Regions from separate parts of the Homo sapiens genome. Here region 2 is linked to region 1. Evidence: chromatin loops called from intact Hi-C (ENCODE). Cell type or tissue: Calu3. All regions are shown on one strand. Region 1 has its middle 23 kb from the start of CATSPERB. Region 2 overlaps TC2N (tandem C2 domains, nuclear).

Region 1 (2,500 bases):
GCACTGACTATAACATGTGGCACACTGGGTTGACTCAGTCCACCAAAAGCCCTTCAAAGAAAACTGTGCCTTTATATCAAATATGCTCACATGGCTGAAAAGGAGAAATTTAATAAGTCAATATACAGGTAGCACATGATATCAGCACTCCAACCATAGCTACTGGAATTCATTAACCTTTTCACGCACATGGCTCCTGGTGTGCTTTCACCCCCACAGCCAATGCCAGTGTCAGTCAGAGGGCTGCTCTTAAGCTGCCAAAGACCATTTTGCCTGAGTAAATTTCCTGGAAATTTACATCTCCCCAGGGACACTTAAACCAGTGGTTCTGAATGAGGACGTGACTTTGAGCTCCAGGAGTCAAAGTGTCTAGAGATACTTTTGGTTGTCATAACCGGGCCGGGAAAGGTGGCTGGGAGGCTACTGGCATCTAACACATAGAAGCCAGAGATTGTAGCCAGACAGCCTACAATGCGCAGGACAGACTCCCAAGACAAAAAACAAAAACAAAAACAAAAACAAAAACAAAAAAAACCAAAGAATTACCCCCAAAATGTCAATAGTATCAAGGCTAAGAAACTCCACCTCAAACAATGACTGATGGGCAGGGAAGTATGCACACTGTAGTTTTTTTCTCTTGTACCTGATTGGAACAGTTCTGAGATATGATCTACACTGTCTCCAGGGCTCTCCAGGGGGACTGAGCTAAAATTACTTGCTTGGAAGTTTGCCTGACATTGTACCATTGTTTTGTTTCCTTCTCTTCCCTGGCCACTTCCCCACTCCTCTACCAATTTTTCCTGAGAACACCTCCTAATAAGCCGCTTTTACACAAATTCCCATTTCAGGATTGCTTCTGGGAGAAACAAGCCAAAACAATATGTACAAGTGGATATTAAGGAGAACTACAGATTTTATGTGCATAATGTGGAGTAGGTTACTAAATGGTTAGCTATACTGTAACAGAACTCATAGCTGGACAAGCCCATAAGTAGGGTATCAGAGCATCTTAAACCAAGAAAGCATGGTGTGTTAGGAAAAAAACTAACAGTGAAGTTAGGAAACCCAGGTTCCAGTCTCACCTCTTAAGTGAGATCTCAAGTAAATCACAGCCAAGTGGAAAAGAGAAAATAAAAACTGGACAGTTATCTAACATTCTATGCTGTCTTAGAGCAGTGGTTCTCAAACAGGGGCAATTTTGACCCCTATGGAACATGTGACAATGTTTGGAGACATTTTTGGCAATCATAACCGGGAGCAGGGTGCTACTGGCATCTAGTGAGTAGAGCCCAGGCATGCTGCCAAACATCTATCTCATAATGCACAGGCAAGTCCCCCCTGCTCCCCACCAGCAAAGGATTATCCAGCCCAGAATGTCAATAGTGCTAAGGTTGAGAACTGCCTTACAGAGAAAATTAGATTAGATATTAACCTAAGAAATTTCTGAGGCTTAAAGTTATTAAAAATAGGTAATGTATTATTGAAGGAGACTACAACATAGTCTCTATATCCTTAAAAACAGCATATGGATGCTTTTCTGCATAAGATTGGGAGGGGTTATTCTAAACAGATCTTGAAATGTTATGTGGGAGAACTAAGCACCTATCCAAGTAGCTAGAGACAGAGGAGAGAGCAGGGGCCTGAATCTTAGCAGGTTTGCCATAGTGCTGAAGACTTGACTCTCACCCATGTACTGGGATTTAAATATATTATGAGCATATCTCCAGATCCATCCATCTCCCCTGCAATCACTGAAGACAACCTCCCTCACATGTTTAATAACTTTTGTATGCAACTTTGGGGACCAATTTTTCTCCACTAACATTTTCCTGGAGGGAAAAAGATAGTTTCTCCAAATTATATACAGGTAAAGATAAAACTATTTTATAGTTAGCTTATCTGAGTTAATAAAAACACTTAAATGTATAACATATTTGCTTATGAATCCGGGTTTATTCATGTGACAGGTGGTAAGATGATGCCATACTTAACTTTGACTTCACATTCCTGTTGGTCAAAGCCTCTCACACCCTTTTTAAACAAAGCTGGCAGTAAAATCCAACATATTGCGTAACTAACCAACGTTACATATTGCTCAGAAAACTCTACACTCCCAACAGGAAATTCCAGGAATGAAAGGATTTCTGTTTCATTATCAGAAAGGTGCCTTGTACTAGTAACCACAATAGGTAGGGTAAATTAAAAGATTTATTCCTGGATTGTTAATTTCTCTGAAAGGACTTAAGAACAAACTTAAAACTTTTGAGGTAGGTCTGACATAATGAATTCTCTTTCATCTGTGATAATACTTTTAAATGTGTTATCAGAAACTCTTCAAAGGTGCTTAGAACTTTGAAAGGCTAGCTGCTGTCACTTGAAAGTTAGGGTGACAGCTGAGACAGAGCCCAAGGTTTTCATTTGGGTAACTTGCCTGTCATGGATAGACCTAGCAGAGGCCTGTTTTCTGCACTTCACTGAAGTCTTATTCATCAGGAGTCAG
Region 2 (2,500 bases), 76 kb after region 1:
GCTTTTGTAGGTTTATTTCGAGGTTCTATCATTCTGCCAATTCTTGCTCAGGATGTCCTACTTCCTTGTACAGCTGGTTATCTTTGACAATGAATTATTCATTGACCATGAAACTGTACTGGTAGAACTTTTTAAGCTAAAAATGAAAGTATACTCCAGAGAATATCTGCATTTGTTTACCAGACCATTTTCAATTCATGCGTTGACAAATAACCCAATTCTAAAATGGACAAAAGAATTAGACATTCCTGCAAAGAAGACAGACAAATGGCCAATAAACACATTAAGAAGCGCTCAATGCCACTGATCATTAGGAAAATGCAAATCAAAACCATAATGAGATACCACTTCACACACACTAATCAAAAAGACAGACAAAAAATAAGTGTTGGTGTGGCTGTAGAGAAACTGGAACCCTCATAAATTGCTTATGAGAATGTAAAATGGTGCAGCTGTTTTGGAAAACACTTTGGCAATTCCTCAAACACTTCACACAGAGCTACCATATGACCCAGGAATTCTAATCCTAAGTAAATATACCTATGAGCATAGAAAACATATTTCCACACAAAAACATTTTACACAGATGTTCACAGCAGCAGTATTCATGATGGCCAAAAAGTAGAAACAAATCCAAATGTCCATCAATTGATGAATGAGAAAACAAAATGTGGTATACAGCCATATGATGGAATACTATTCAACCATAAAAACAAATGAAGTACTGATTCACACTACAACACAGATAAATCTTGAAAACATTATGCTAAGAAAGAAGTGAGACATAAAAGACCACATATTGTGTGATTCCATTTACATGAAATGGCCAGAATAGGCAAATCCACAGAAATGGAAAACAGATTAGTGGTTGCCAGTGACTGAGAAGGAAGAGGCAAATGGGGAATGGCTGCTAATGGGTACAAGGTTTTTTTAGGAGGGTGACAAGAGTGTTCTAGAATTATATAGTGATAGTTGCACAGCTAAATGAATATACAAAAAAAAACCCCACTGAATTGTACATTTTAAAGGGGTGAATTTTATGGTATGTTAGTATCTCAAAAAAGAAATGATTTTTTAAATTTACATCTTGAAATATTTTTGACCACCAAGGTAATATAAAACTTCTCCCCATGGTCTGTTTGGTGGTCACAACTTCCCAAGGACAGGATTTTTTTCCTTTCTTGTTTTACCTGGCATCAAGACAACTTTCCTTGCACTCCCTTCAAGGAGGTAGAGTGAGTTTTTCGCCCTTCTCGTGACATCACAGCCCTTTGTGGTCCCAGAATTAGCCTCTTAGCCTACATTGAATGAGCCCTGGGCTGACTTCCAACTATCCTTGGTGACATGCAAATATACCAAGTGCCTATTCAAATGCATCAAGTTTCCCCTGTTTAGCAAATGCTCTCAAGGCAAGTAAGACTTAAAGGCTCCTTTAGTCTCTCATACGTTTAGCTTTCTCTTAGATTTTGGCATGTTAATTCCTATCTTTTGAATTGTTTTTTTAAATACAGCATTCTTAGCTGTTCTCAGCTAAGGTTGTCCAATACCTCACAACTTACACTGTTCCCAAAATGCAAATCCTATATTTATTTTTCAAGTTAAAATTAATTCTAGTAAGTTAGGAAAGGATTTGCAGCCTGATATAGTCTACATTAGAGTAGCTTCAGTATTATTTATGACTTCAGGTGATTACAGTAGATATTTAAGAATTAAATAACACATTTTATTACTTTTTAAAAAGAAAAAAATTAAACATTAATTTGAGGAGCAGTCTAATTTAAAAGAAGCATGGGTGGATAACTTGTTCTCTCAAGTATCAAGGTTCTTTAAACAGCTAAAGTAAATAAGACTGTGGTAAGATACATAAACAGATCTGTTTTAGAAAGAGTAGCTTGGAAACGACCACACATGTATGGAAACTTGATCTATGATACTTGTAGATCACTGAAATGAAAAACAGAATATTCAGTTCTATAATGCTGGGAAAAACTGATTAGCCATATGGGAAAAAAAGAAACTGGACCCCCACTTCACACCATACAAAAATCAGTTCTACATGGATTAAGGACACAAATATGAAAGGCAACTTTTTAAATAGATTTTCTTTTTTAGAGTAGTTTTAGAATCACAGTAAAATTGAGAAGGTACAGAGATTTCCCATATACCCCCCTGCTTTTAGTAGAAAATATCAGACTATATTTTTATAATCTCAGGGAAGGTAAAGATTTGTTAAACAAGATGCCAAAAGCACAAACCATAAAACAAAAAGTTGACAGAGTCAACTATATTCAACTATATATAAAACGTGTTAATCAAAAGACACTATAAAGAAAGTAAAAGACAGGCTGCTCACTTGGAGAAAAAGAAATGTGCCACGTGCATAACTGACAAGGGATTCACATCCAGAATATATAAAGAGCTTCTATTACAGAAATCCATTTTTAGACCGAGTGCAATGGCTCATGCCTGTTAATCCCAGCACTTTGGGAGACTGAGGCAG

Evidence for each region. Peaks named below come from ENCODE experiments on the same cell type or tissue, not always from the same donor. Only the 100,000 strongest peaks of a DNase experiment are listed, where the experiment ranks them.
Region 2: a loop joins it to region 1, with 4 times the contacts of the local background. A loop is called at or near these places in 1 of 110 quality-filtered maps.

What each region holds. Positions count from the first base shown.
Region 1 is chr14:91,753,702-91,756,201 of GRCh38, forward strand. No RefSeq gene overlaps it. Among named protein-coding and RNA genes, the nearest start is that of CATSPERB, 23 kb to the left of the region's middle. In Calu3, no CTCF peak of the experiment used is centred here; DNase peaks (open chromatin) are centred at 1,320 and 2,030.
Region 2 is chr14:91,829,662-91,832,161 of GRCh38, forward strand. All of the region lies in intron 1 of TC2N (tandem C2 domains, nuclear), which reads right to left. Among named protein-coding and RNA genes, the nearest start is that of TC2N, 37 kb to the right of the region's middle. RefSeq lists a silencer at 1-91. In Calu3, no CTCF peak of the experiment used is centred here; a DNase peak (open chromatin) is centred at 1,300.